2 separate regions of the Homo sapiens genome follow, and region 2 is linked to region 1. A link is an interaction called in ENCODE POLR2A ChIA-PET data of the cell type or tissue named here. Cell type or tissue: endothelial cell of umbilical vein. All regions are shown on one strand. Links, peaks and the distances in the headings refer to the core of each region. The heading gives the core; the rest is flanking DNA.

The links. Peaks named below come from ENCODE experiments on the same cell type or tissue, not always from the same donor. Only the 100,000 strongest peaks of a DNase experiment are listed, where the experiment ranks them.
Region 2: POLR2A ChIA-PET joins it to region 1 with 5 read pairs; 2 of 35 experiments call an interaction of 5 or more read pairs at or near these places.

Annotation. Positions count from the first base shown.
Region 1 is chr12:115,970,982-115,978,465 of GRCh38, forward strand. It overlaps MED13L (mediator complex subunit 13L), which reads right to left. Exons shown (of 31, transcript NM_015335.5): 24 at 4,534-4,757; 25 at 4,190-4,332; 26 at 1,097-1,255. Among named protein-coding and RNA genes, the nearest start is that of LINC02463, 88 kb to the left of the region's middle. In endothelial cell of umbilical vein, for the core only: no CTCF peak of the experiment used is centred there; DNase peaks (open chromatin) are centred at 2,460 and 3,590; H3K27ac peaks cover 1,077 bases.
Region 2 is chr12:116,392,958-116,400,441 of GRCh38, forward strand. No RefSeq gene overlaps it. Among named protein-coding and RNA genes, the nearest start is that of MIR4472-2, 32 kb to the right of the region's middle. In endothelial cell of umbilical vein, for the core only: no CTCF peak of the experiment used is centred there; no DNase peak of the experiment used is centred there.

The sequences.
Region 1 (7,484 bases), core at 1,195-6,194:
GGTTAAGATAAAATTGGACCAAGTCCACTAAATGTTTTAATTACTTACGTAAGAAGTATTTCTAAAAATAAACACCCTACTTTCTTTCCTCCTCTGGTTGTTCACAATTTATAAAGTACTGTTCTAAACGGTTAACAATCCTATAGAGATAGGACCATAAAATCAATACATGTTATAACACTTAATGAATGCTTACTACATGCCAGCATTTGTGCTAAACTCTTCATTCAAGTCATCGCATTTGATCATCACAGCATCTGAAGGTAGGAACTATGATCCCCATTTATAGATGAGGACAAAAGCACAAAGAAGTTACGTAACTGCCCAAGTGGTAGCGGCAACAGAGGTAACCTATAGTCTAATGAGGACATCTGTCTCTCACTGGATTGATGACAAGTAACCCCATTCTCACACCACAATACTGTTGACTTTTATAAGGAATAAGTGGGGAAGGTCCCCCATTTGATTCAAGAAATATCTGGATGGTAAAGATAGGTTATAAAAATATAAAATCGCTCAGTTACTGGTTTTCAAAAACCAGCCAGATTCTTAAGAAATTCTGTGGCCACGTTTTGGCCATCCACAAATGACACCTACATCTATTGAGAGCTTACTGTGTACCAGGTACTGTGCTAACTGCTTTATCCTTGTTTGCCTTCCCATTCATCTTCAACCGTATCAGAGAGACTATAGAAATATCCCTTCGAGGCTGCTGAGAGATTCTGCCAAATGCATGTCTTCAAAAGGATATTCAAATATGCATCATTCTGGTGTCTACTTTCATAGTTCTTTGGAGGGTGATCTTCATATACTAACAACAAACTGGGGTCAGGTAACAGTCATTAGCCATGACTCTATGAGATCTCAATGATATTCAGAACTTAGTCTCTCCCCCGAGCTATGGTCAACAAACATGATAAAATCACAAACCACTCCGCATGGAAGGTATCGAATGTTTTCCATCTTTAAGCCCCAAATACAATCTTCCCTTATAGAAATATAATGAAGACAATTCTACCCTTGTCTGCGGACTTAAGTTTGAGTGGACTGAATTGATGTGATATGTAATTAATGACAATGACAAGAAGAAATTTACCTGGCATCACTACAAAGGACCCCTGGGGCTCCATGGCAACCAGGCAGGCACTAAGGATAGAAGGAGAGTCTGCGGCAGAGATTCCACACATCCGGCACACATCCTTGAGCTTTTTGCTGATTGTCTGTAGTGAACATTCTCCAAGGAGGATACTCCAATCTGAAATCAAATATCGCAGTCATACACAGTCTTTAGAAATTCATACTGATGGGAGATTTGAGCTTTTTAGCAGTTCTGCCCGGTAATTGAATTTCCAAGGTTGGGCCCTAAAGGGAATTATGGCTTTACATATGTTCCCCTCCTTGCTATAGAGAATGTTACTCGACTTCTATTACACTTCATTAACAAAGGAACAAAGGCCTACTATTCTGTGGCTGAAGTCATGTCTGAAATGACCTTTGAGAGTCCAGCACTAATCCAGTCTAATCTACCTAGACCAGATTTAGGCACTTAGAGTGCTTTTCCATGATGACAGCAGTGTTAGCTGCCCTATCCTTTCTCCTCCTTCTCAAGGTCCGATTCTTTCAGTACTCTGCTCTGGAGGAAAGCACTGGCAGGTGGAGGTAAACCTGAGTTTTGTTTATTGTTGTAGGTTAGTTATTTCCATGAAAGTCAAACAGCAGCAGAAATGAAGAGAAATAGTTCTTAGAACACCCAAAAGAGCTCACAACGAGTGTGAGTGAAGTGCTCCAAATGATGCCATACTAATAGTGGAGATTGAAATGTTGGCATAAATTTCCTTTCTAATGTTTATTGCCTCCAAACAAAAGCATTATACCTAACTGGAGCACTGTGGAGGATTATGTTACTCTGAGAAGTGGAAAGCACTTGGTCCCCTCTTCTGACCTCCCTTACACACACGAAGTATGCGCCATTCCTATGCATCACCCCTGCTTTCGGATCCCATCTTGCTCATAAAATGCCACACCAGTGCAGGCTGCTCTACCTCCACACTTTTTTTCCCCCAAATAAGCTGCCATTTCTCCCCTTAAAGAGCAAGTGAATGGAAAACTGTTTCCATATTCCCAATGAACCCCAAACTGAAGTGGCTGAAATAAAAGTGGCCAGGAACATGAAGAATGTTTGTTTTAAAACTATGGGAAATCACAGATGTGAGCTTCATATTTCAAACCAAGTACGAAAGAAAAGGCAGTGTGTATTTCATCATAAAGACTCTGGAGATAAGAAACAGAAATTCACAAAGCTGACTCTGAAACCTAAGGCTCCTGTCATACACTGTCCCATGGAGATGCAATGTGGCACAGATCTTGGCTCCTCAAAGGAAGGAGCTGTAGATTAGTAAACAGATTTCCTGTACACTAGGTTCTTCCTGTGTTTTTATTCCTGAACATACATTTTCTTTCAATCTTTTGATGGGCTCCTCCAGTCACACATTCCTCTCCACTAAGAGATAAGGAAGAAGAATGTGCCCTTACAAAAATCATACAAAGGAAGGAGATGGCCTTAATAATTTTCCAAAATACCAAGTGACTAGACTATTACTCTATATTTTTATCCTCCCTCTTCTTTCCTATTATAGTCTAACTTTCCCCAAGGGTTAAGAATAGCTCAAAGCCTTTAAGAAATAAGATTGACTAAAAAAGCAGACTGGGGAGGAAGATAGAAAATTCTGACAGAAATAAAATGATGAATCCCCTAATGTATTAGACCTCCAGGCTCTTGATACAAGATTCATTATGATATTCCTTTAAAAAATGAAAAGGGTCTATTAGTCTACAGTACAACTTATTACTTAAAAAATTTGTAAATGCCAAAGAAAACATTTACTTAATACATATGATGTAATATTTATATAAACTGCTGTTAAACCCTGAAAATTTGATACCAGATTTAACCTGCATTGTAGGAAGCGAGGTACACTTAGGCATTCCTACAGTGCAAGTTATATCTGTACCAGTGATTTTTGTTTAGGGATTCTACAAATACCTGATGTGAATTTCCTATAAAAAAAAAAAGTACATGGTCTAATGCAGGGACCAGCAAACTATGATCCACAGGCCAAATCCTGCCTCCCATTTGTTTTTGTAAATAAAGTTTTATTAAAACACAGCCATCCACACTTGTCTAGAGCCGCTTTGACGTTACAACGGCAGAACTGAATAGTCACAACAGCAACCATCTGGCCTGCAAAGCTGAAAATATTTACTATCTGGCCATTTACAAAGAAACTTTGCTGACTCTGCTCTAATGTATTTGCACCCAGGAAGCCACCAAGCTAATCTGTGACATTAAGTCTTTCTTTTGTGCAGATCTTAGGGAAAAAACTTCTCCCATCTGAATGCATATATTGAACTTCTTACAAATCTGTCATTACTTAATAAGGCTTTAAAAATAATCTAGGCTAATTCATACTACTCACATAAAACTGTACAAGTAGCTACATTGGGATAGTAAATGAGCTGGGCTCAGCACCAGGCAAGGCAGCTGCTGGTGGTCAGTTGTGTTGTGTTACAGTTAAAGTGCTTCCTGACTGTTAAATTTATGACAAAGAATATAAGCAGTGGTAGTTGGGGACTGAACTTCAAAAATCTGCTCTTGTAAGCTTCCAGGCTCAAGAACATCAGACAGTGGCAATGTGAATAAAGACTGCCTCTACTGGCAACTACTTGTCCTCATGAAACAGGATTTCTTTGCTGTTGTGCCACCAAAAAAACTAAAGAAACACAAAACTCATCATCAACCACCAAACAAATTGAAGGCTGTTTTTATATGACTTCAACTGTCACCTATAATCACTGATATAAAATTTTTGTCTTAAAACTGACTAGTTCTTCTCCCTGATTCAATATATAAATAAATGTTCGAAATGTGAATTTACTATCATTTTTATATTAATAAAACCCTCTTTTTGTTTTATATATTGGGGCTCAAAATTTAAGATTTTATTTGGATATTTATTTTGTTGCCAAAGAAGAGTTTAAAACTGGTTTATCCTGTACATATAAAAGAATCATAAAATAGAATCTGTTTAATTCTTACAAATTTAAACATTTTCTCCCTTAGCTCAGTTAATGACAATAGCTGAGCCCTTTTCCTCTGTCTTCTGCAAATACTTCTTCAAAAATTTCTCACCTTTAAGCTCCCCATGGCCAAGACGCCCAAGTCGCCCGATTACAACTCTCCAGGGTAGAGATGTCATTTGGACAATCCCTATGCACCACTCCCATAACTTCTGTAGTCCAATTTTACGTGCAGATACTTTACTCCTCCGTGACCTAACAAATAAAGAAATGGGGAAGGGGAAGGGGTCCCTAGATAAATCAGAGTTATTTATCACTTATAAGACAAACACTAGAAATTCCAAAGAACCTATCCATGCTGTACCCACTTCATTTACATAGAAAACTGGAAATATTCATATTTGAGGAACGGTACAGCATTAATTTACATGCACCATAAACATCAAGTCTTCTCACCTGTTTGGTAAAGCAATATTTACAACGCAGGTCTCTAATAATTCCCCATGGAGGTCAGTGCAGGAAGCCAAAAGCCAGCGCTGGTCGTGAGACAGACAATAGCCCACGAAGAGCACATTGTATTTCTGGCTCGCCTCACCAAACGTCTCTCCCAGCTCTGTCTGCTTGTCTTTGATTGGGGCCAATATAAAGGGAGGGGAGTAAAGCTGGATTGGGCTGGGCCGCTGAAATCAAAACCAAAATCAATATCAGTACAAAGCCATACAACTTAATGATTACAACAAAATCCAGAACGACACTGAGGGGACCCACAGGGAGTAATGGTAGTAAATCGTTTCTCTCTCTCTCTCTCCAGTACTAGAGACACATAAATAGTACTGAGGACACATAACAAAATGATTGTTTAAATCATGTAAGCTGGGAAACTCAATCAAGCCAGTATTTCCTTATTAAAAGAAATTACTATTTTAGAAACTGCATTGGCCCAACTTCATTAGTTGTTAGGCAAGTGGGAAATTGAAACTACAATGAGATAATGCTACACAACCACCAGTATGTCGAAAATAAAAAAAGAGAAAATATTGGTAAGAATATGGAGCAACAAGAATTTTTATACATTGCTGCTTAAGCTGAACAAACATATACTCCCTTTGAACCAACAAAATGCACATATATGTTTACCAAAAAACAGGTATAAGAATATTCACGATAGTATTAATCACAATAGCTCCAAACAGAAAGTTATCTAAATACTCATCAACAGTGAAAGAGATAATAAATTGTGATATAGTTAACAGAATCAGAATATTAAACAGCAATGAGAATGAAAAAACTATAAGCAACAAAACAGATGAATCTCAACAATGAATAAAAGAAGCCGAATGTGAAAGAATACAAAGTAGATGATTCAATTTATATCAAGGTCAAAGACAGGCAAAACTACACTGTCAGAAGTCAGAATAGTGACTATCTTTAAGGGATTGGAAAGGCCACAAGAGGGGCTCTGGATACCAGTTATGTATTTGCTTCTTGCACTTGTTAAATGATATTTTTTTAATTACTGAAAATTCATTCAGCAGTACACTTATGATTGAGTACTTTTGAGTACATATATAGTTTAATATGTGTGTCTGTGTATATAATTTTAAAAATCAAATCAACAGTTGTTACCAAATATAAATATTTTAGATCAACTGTGAAAATGTTTTAATTGTCATATTTTTTACAGCCATCATAATACACATCTTACTATTTAATAAACTACAACAGGGGTCAGCTAACTTCTACAAAAAAGAAAACCAGAGAATTAAGTTTAGATTTTTATGGCTGTCACACATTCTCCTTTTTGTAAAAATGTACTCACTGGCTAAGTGTGTTGGCTCATGCCTGTAATCCCAACACTTTGGGAGGCTGAAGTGGGAGGATCACTGGAGCCCAGGAGTTCAAGACCAGCCTGGCCAACACAGTGAGACTCCCTCTCTACAAAAAATAAAATAAAATTAGCCAGGCATGATGGTGCATGCCTGTAGTCCCAGCTACTTGGGAGGCTGACTGCCTGAGCCTGGAAGGTCGAGGCTGCAGTGACCCAGGTTCATGCCACTGCACTTCAGCCTGGGCGACAGAGTAAGACCCTGTCTCAAAAACACAAAAGTAATAATCATTCTTACCTAGCTGGTCATTCAAGTACAGGCTGCAGGCCAGATACAGCCCAAATCCATAGTTGCTGACCCCTGAACTACACAGCATTAGGCATGGCAGTAACAGAATGACACAATTTTAAAGCTAAAAGAGACTTTGAAAATAATATAACCCAACTCATTCATTCATCATAGGGATTCAAAACTCAGGCTGAGAAATATTCAATGACTTGCTCAAAGTTGCAAAGCTAATCTAACACTCATCAATTCACTCTCCACATGACCAGAAACTGCACTCTTAGGTATTTATCAAGAGAAAGAAATATTATGTCCACACAAAAACCTTGTACATATTCATAGCAGCATTATTCACAAGTGCCAAAAAGTGGAAACAACCTAAATGTCCATCAACTAATGAATGGATAGACAAAATGTGGTACAGCCATACGATGAAGTATTATTTAGCCAGGAAAAGAAATGAAGTACTGGTACATGTTATGACATGGATGAACCTCAAAATCATTATGCTAACTGGAAGAAGCCAGACATAAAAGATCGCATATGGCCAGGCGAGGTGGTTCACGCCTGTAATCCCAGCACTTTGGGAGGCTGAGTCAGGCAGAATGCTTGAGCCAAGGAGCTCAAGACCAGCCTGGGCAACATAGCAAAACCCCTATCAAAAAATTACAAAAATTTAGCGAGGCACGGTGGCACATGCCTGTAGTCCCAGCTAATCCAGTGGCTCAGGCAGGAGGATCACTTAAGCCCAGGGAGGTCGAAGCTGCAAGTAACCGTGATCTTGCCACTGCACACCACCCTGGGTGACAGAGCGAGACCTTGCCTCAAAAATAAAAATAAAAAAATTGGGGGGAAGACTGCTTGAGGCCAGGAGTTCAAGACCAGCGTGAGCAATATAATTAGACCCTGTCTAAAAAAGAAAAAAAAATCATATATTGTGTGATTCCATCTATAAGAAATGTCCAGAACAGGCAGCTCCATAGAGACAGCAAGTAGACCAGTGGTTGCCAAGGACTGGAGTGGGGAATGAGTAGTGTGTGCTAATGAATATTGTGTTTCTTTGAGGGTTGATGAAAATGTTCTAAAATTAGATAGTAGTGAAGACTGTACAACTGTGTGGAAATACTAAAAACCACTGAACTGTACAATTTTTTTTCTTTTTTTTTTTTTTTTTGGAGACAGAGTCTCACTCTGTCGCCGAGACTGGAGTGCAGTGGCGTGATCTTGGCTCACTGCAACCTCCACCTCATGGATTCAAGCAATTCTCCCGCCTCAGCTTCCCAAGTAGCTGGGATT
Region 2 (7,484 bases), core at 1,591-6,590, 420 kb after region 1:
AAGAAGAAACAAGTTCAGTAGTCCCAGCTAACTTGGGAGGTTGAGGCAGGAGGATCCCTTGAGCTCAGGAGTTTGAGGCTGCTGTGAGCTATGATTGTATCACTGCACCCTAGCCTGTGTGACAGAGCTAGACCCTGTCTCTAAAAAATAAAGAAAGAAATAAAATTAAAATTTAAAAAATTGTTTAAAAAAGTAACAAGTTCAGTTTCACACAGTTAGCAAGTGGCTGAGTCTAGATTCTAACCCAGCATGTCTGGGATTAAGCAGGTCTCAGTTCAAAACCCAGCTCATCTGGCTGTATGACCTTGGGCAAGTTATTTAGCTTCTCTGAGCATCAGTTTCCTCATCTGAAGACAAGAATAGTAACGGTAACTATTTTGTGAAGACGATATATGCAAAAGTACTGAGAATGTTCTTTTTCTCTCATTGCATTTGTGCATTGTTTTATGTATAATGCATTATTCATACTGCTGGCAGGTGGAAGCAGAACCCTGCTGCCCGTGTCTGGGTGGGCGAGAGACTGGGGAAACACGGCCAGGAAGCAGCCCGGCAGATGGGGGCTGAGCGCACTGGCAGGGGCAGGAGGAGGTAAGTAAGCAACCGGAGAAGAGCTAAGGGGTCCTCGTGGGATTAGCCATGAGATTCCTAAATCCATAAGCAAAAATTGTGAAAATGGGGCCAGGGGCGGTGGCTCATGCCTGTAATCCCAGCACTTTGGGAGGCTGAGGCAGGCAGATCACTCCAGCCCAGGAGTTTGAGACCGGACTGGCCAACATGGTGACACCCCATCTCTACTAAAAATACAAAAATTAGCTGGGTGTGGTGGTGCATGCCTGCAATCCCAGCTACTCAGGAGGCTGAGGCACAAGAATTGCTTGATCCCTGGAGATGGAGGTTGCAGTAAGCCGAGGTCGTGCCACTGCACAACAGCCTGAGCGACACAGCAAGACTGTCTCAAAAAAAAAAAAAAAAAAAAAAAGTGAAAATGGTCCCCTGATGTGGCCTCCACTAGATACAGCCACCAAGGGCACCCCTGCTTTCTCCTTGCAGCGGGGAAAATGATTCTGTTGAGCAAGAAGAAAGTTGTGGGGCTGTGGACTTCCGGGATGGTCAGGCAGTGCCTGGCAGAAGGAAGGAGTGAGGTGAATAGGAAAAAACAGAAAGGCGGTGTGCTTGTTTCCTGTGGCTGCTGTAACAAATTGTCACAAGCTTGGAGATTAAAACAACAGAAATTTTTTCTCTCACGATTCTGGAGGCCAGAAATCTGAGATCAAGGTGTTGGCAGGGCCACACTGCCTCTGGAGGCTCTGGGAGAGAAGCTTTCCTTCTCTTTCAGCTCCTGGTGGCTGCGGGCATTCTTTGGCTTGTGACCGCCTCCCTCCCATCTCTGCTTCTGTCTTCACATGGCCTTTTGTAATTGTCTTCTCTCTTCGTCTTCTCTTGGAAGGATATTTGTTGAGCCAGGCACAGTGGCCCATGCCCTGTAATCCCAGCTACTGCAGAGGCTGAGTTGGGAGGAGCACTTGAGGCTAGGAGTTTGAGACGAGCCTGGGCAATACAGTAAGACCCCATCTGAAAGGTCAAAAAGAAAAGAAGACAACGAAAAATAAGAAAGAGCGAGCGAGAAGGAAAGATCTCATTTAGCACCCTCAAAAGCACAAAAAAAAAAAAAAAAAGGAAAGAGACACTTGTCATTGAATTTAGGACCCTCCCTAATCCAAGATAATCTCACCTTGAGATCATTCATTTAATTATGATTTCAAGGTCATATTGGAAAAAAGTGCTTCCAAAGGCTTTTTTTTTTTTTTTTTGAGATGGAGTCTCGCTCTGTCCCTGAGGCACTGCCACTGCAGTGGCGTGACCTTGGCTCACGGCTCACGGCAACCTCCACCTCCCAGGTTCAAGCAATTCTCCTACCTCAGCCTTCCTAGTAGCTGGGACTACAGGAGTGTGCCACCACGCTCTGCTAATGTTTGTATTTTTAGTAGAGATGGGGTTTCACTATGTTGGCCAGGCTGGTTTCAAACTCCCGACCTCAGGTGATCCGCCCGTCTCGGCCTCCCAAAGTGCTGGGATTACAGGCGTGAGCCTCAGCGCCCAGCCCCTGTGGACATATCTTAGGAGCCCACCCTTCAACCCACCTAAGCTAAGGAATATTCAGGTTGATGCTCCTCAAAACTTATAACCATTAATGATTTCAAGCATAAGAAACTATAGACATCCATTTACTCAGAACCCACATTTAACAGATGCTAACATTTTCCCATTATTTCTTTAATCTCTGTCTTAGAAAAAAAAAGATATAAAACATTACAGACATGTTTCTTTTCTTCCTTCTCTCCTTAGAGATAACCACAAGCCTGAACTTGGTCGTTCATTCTCATGCTTGTAATTATACTTTCACTACATATATATGTCTCTTTAAATAATGTATAGTTTGCGTGTCCTTTAAAAAAATTGTTATAAATAGAATGATTATATTTAGTATTTTTAAAATGAATAGCTTTATAGTGACAGAATTCATGTATCATAAAATCCATCCTTTGAAAGTATACAATTCAGCAGTTTTTACTATTTTCACAGAGTTGTGCAACCACCAAAACATTTTCATCACTCCTCCAAAAAAGCCCATACCTATTAGCCATTGCTCCTCCCCCTAGCCTCTGGCAACCACAAATCTACTTTCTGCCTCTGGATTTGCAAATTCTGGAGATTTCATATAAATGAAATCATATAACATATGATCTTTGGGGGCCTAGTTTTTAAAATGTGGCCTAATGCTTTCAAGATTCATCCATGTGGTAGCATGTATCAGTATTTTATTCCTTTTTGTGGCCAAATGACATTTCATTGTAGAGATGGGCCAAATTTTGATTATTCATTCAATTGATGGACATTTAGGTTGTTTCCACTTTTTTGGCTATGATGAAAAATGCTTATAAGACCATTCATGGGCTGGGCGCAGTGGCTCACACCCATAATCCTAGCACTTTGGGAGGTCAAGGAGGGCAGATCATGAGGTCAGGAGTTCGAGACCAGCCTGGCCAATATGATGAAACCCCGTCTCTACTAAAAATACAAAAATTAGCCAGACGTGGCGGCACGCACCTGTAATCCCAGCTACTCAGGAGGCTAAGGTAGAAGAATCGCTTGAACCCGGGAGGCAGAGGTTGCAATGAGCCGAGATCGTGCCACTGCACTCCAGCCTGGGCAACAGAGAGAGACTCCATCTCAAAAAACCAACAAACAAAACAAAACTAAACAAAAAAAACAAAAACATTCATGTACAAGTTTTTGTATGAACAAATGTTTCAATTCTTTTGGGTATATAATTAGAAGTAACATTGCTGGGTCATATGTTAACTGTGTGTCTATATTTTTTGTTTGTTTGTTTTGTTTTGTTTGAGACAGTGTCTTGCTCTGTTGCCCAGGCTGGAGTGCAGTGGCACAATTATGGCTCACTGCAGCCTCGACCTCCCAGGGCCCAGGTGATCCTCCCATATCAGCCTCCCAAGTAGCTGAGACTACAGGCATGCAGCACCACACCTAGCTAGTATTTTGTATTTTTTGTAGAGATAAGGTTTTGCCATGTTGCCAAGATTGTCTTGAACTCCTGGGCTCAAGCAATCTGCCTGCCTCAGCCTCCCAAACTGCTGAAATTAGAGGCATCAGCCACTGTACTCAGGTGTATGTCTAATTTTTGGAGGAAATGCTAAACTGTTTTCCAAAGTAGCTGCCGCATTCTACTTTCCCAGCAGCTATGTATAAGGGTTCCAATGTTTTCCCATCCTTACCAACACTTATTATTGTCCATCTTTCTGATTTTAGCCCTTCTAGTGGGTGTGAAGTGGTATCTAACTGAGGTTTTGAGCTTCATTCTTCTGATGGTGAATGATGTTGAGCATCTTTTCATGTGCTTATCGGTCATTTTGTATTTTCTTTGGAAAAATATGTATTCAAATTTTTGCCCATTTAAAAATTGGGTTATTTTTCTTTTTATTATTGAGTTGTAAGTGTGTATATGTATACACCTACGTATTTCTGCATTTTATTGGAGTATTTAGTCCACTTATATTTAATGTAGTCACTGATTTGGGGAGGTAATGTAATTACTGATAAAGTATCTAATTTTTCTTTCTTCTTTTTTTTTTTTTTTTTTTTTTTTTTTGAGAGACAGGATCTCATTCTGTCACTCAGGCTGGAGTGCAGTGGCATAATCATGGCTCACTATAGCTTCCACTTCCCAGGCTCAAGTGATCTTTCCTCCTCAGCCTCCTGAGTAGCTGGGACTACAATAGGTGTACGCCACCATGCCTGGCTAATATCTGTAGAGATGGGGTTTCACCATGTTGCTCAGGCTGGCTCAAGCAATTCACTCATCTCAGCTTCCCGAAGTGCTGGGATTACAGGCATGAGTCACCACACCCGGCCAAGTATCTAATTTTTCTACTTGTTTTCTACATGTCTGTGTTTCTTTTTTTTTTAAGACAGGGTCTCACTCTGTCACCCAGGCTAGAGTGCAATGGCATGATCTTGGCTCACTGCAGCCCCTGCCTCTTGGGGTCAAGCAATTCTCCCACCTCAGCCTCCTGAGTACCTGGGATTACAGGGGCGTGCCACCATGTCTGGCTGATTTTTGTACTTTTAGTAAAGATGGAGTTTCACCATGTCGGTCAGGCTGGTCTGGAACTCCTGACCTCAGGTGATACACCCGCCTCAGCCTCCCAAAGTGCTGGGATTACAGGTGTGAGCCAACGTGCCCAAACTGTATCTTTTTTTAAAAAACCTCTTTTCTTCCTCATGGCCTCCCTTTGTATTCAATAGATATTTCCTAGTGTACCATTATAATCCCCTTGTTGTTTCTTTTGCTATATGTACATTTGGATTTATTTTCTTAGTGGTTGCCTTGGAAATTACAAGTAACATCTTAGTCTAAAACAATCTAGTTTAGATTAATACCAACTTAATTTCAACAGTATGCAAAAACTTTACTTCAATATAGCTTTATTCCCTACCCTCTTTTTTGTGTTATGGTTGTCATAAAGATTACATCTTTCATATTATAAGCCCATCAACACAAGTTTGTGGTTTTTCCTTTAAGCAGTTGTCTTTTAAATCAGAAAGAATGAACAAAAATTAATACTTTATACTTATCGATGTTGTTACCTTTACTTGTGCTCATAATTTCTTTGTGTATATTCAAGTTACTGACTGGTGTCCTTTCATTTCGCCTGAAGCACTCCCTTTAGTATTTCTTATAGGGCAGGTCTCCTGGCAATAAATTCTCTTATTTTGTGTTTATCTGTGCATGTCTTGATTTCTTGATTTCTGAAGTATGGTTTTGCTAAACATAAAATTCTTGGTTGGCAATCATCTTCTTTCAGCTCTTTGACTATATCATCCCATTGCTTTTGGAACACTGTGGTTTCTGATGAGCAATCTGGTGCTAATCCTATTAAACTAATGAGTGGCTTTTCTTTGCTTTCAAGATTCTTTCTTGGTCTTTTGCTATTAGCACTTTGACTATAACACCTAGATGTGGATCTCACATCTAGGAGTGAGGTAGGAGTTTATCCTATGTGGCATTCATTGAGCTTCTTGGATGTAGAGATTAATCTTTTCCATCAAATCTGGGATATTTTCAACCACAATTCTTCAAATATTTCTTCTGTCCCTGTCTTCCTCTCATTTCCTTTTGGGATTCCTTTTATGTGTATGTTTGTATTCTTGATGGTATCCTACAGATCCCTGAGGTTCCATTCATTTTTCTCCATTCTTTTTTCTTTCTCTTGTTCCAAATGAATGCTCTCCATTAACCTGTTTAAAGGTTTGCTAATTCTTTCTGCCAGCTTAAATCTGCTGTTGAACCCTTCTAGCATATTTTTTTTTAATTCCAGTTATTGTACTTTTTGACTCCAAAATTCGTATTTGGTTCTCTTCTATAATTTCCATTTCTTTATTGATATCTTTAGTGACACATTATTCTCATAGTTTCTTTAGTTCTTTAGACATAGATCCCTTTAATTTTTGAACATATTTAAAAGAGCTGATTTAAAGTCTTTGTCTAGTAAGTTCAACATTGTGGCTTCCTAAAGGACAGGTTCCTGTGTATGGATCATATATTCATATATTTTTTTCATGTTTCATTTTTAAAATTGAAAACTGGACATTTTTAGTAATATAATGTGGCAACACTGAAAATCAAATTTCCCTTCTCCCCGGGGCTTTTGTTTTAGTTGTTTGTTGTTGCTATTTGTTTATTTAGTGACTTTCCTGGACTTATTCTGTAAAATCCATATTCCTTGTTGTGTGTGGTCACTAAATACTCTGCTGGGTTTGCTTAGTGGTCAGTTACTTATTTCACAAAGATGTCCTTATAGCTAGGCTGTTAATTAACTTCTTGTAAGGAGTAGAATGAGAGTAGGAGTTATATTCTTGGTTAAAAATAAATAAATAAATAAATTTATATATATAGCTTTTATCTGTTCCCTCTAAGGCCAGACTCTAACGGGCATCTCTGCCACTCTCCTTCTGCAGCTGCAGATCTTTTCTCAGTTGAGCTTCAGATGAGACCACAGCCCCAGCCAGCTTCTTAAGTGCAGCCTCATAAGAAACCGTAAGCAGAGAACCAAGATAAACCATGCCTGAACTCCTGATCCACAGAAACTGTGAAATAGTAAGTGTGTATTGTTTTAAGCCTTGAAGCCTGTGGGAATATATATAGTAACGTGTAACTAATATGGCAGGGAAGGACAGGTTGCCAACCTTTGGAATTCTATGGGTCTACTTTAGAATGAGAATTTGTGGGTCTCTCACCCCACGAGACAGCAGAGGACCTGGGTTCCAAAGGTTTTCCTTTTCTGTCTCCCCGATGTTGAGGTCTTGCAGGCAGGAACTATGTGTATGCTCCCAGTGCTCTGTCCAGTGTGCTGCACAGCCTGGGTGACCCATCATTATTTACTGAATGCTAAATTGATGAGTGGGACCCAATGCTCTTCATAGGATCAGGGGAAACCCAGCTGGAATACACCACAAGCAGGACTTGAAGCTCCTCAGGAACAAGGTCAGAGGCTAGGGCTATAATAGCTGTTTTGTCTCTTTTTATGAAAAGCTTTTACTGAGAAGTAAGAGCATGGTTCCAGGCCATGACAGTGACACCACGAGTGTGTGCTGGTCTCAAGGGAGGCTTAAGTATTAAGGGCAGTGCAGGGTGGTGACTAGTTGTGGCACAAGAGTGTCGGAGCCCATCAGGTTTGACCCAAGATCCTGACTGAGTCCTTCCTGGTTCCTTTCATTGTTAAGCCTGTTTTCTATCTGTAAAATGGGGTTAACAATGGTCCTATTGGCTGGGCATGGTGGCTCATGCTTGTAATCCCAACACTTTGGGAAGCCAAGGTGGGTGGATCACTCGAGGTCAGGAGTTTGAGACCAGCCTGACTAACATAGTGAAACCCCATCTCTACTAAAAATACAAAAATCAGCTG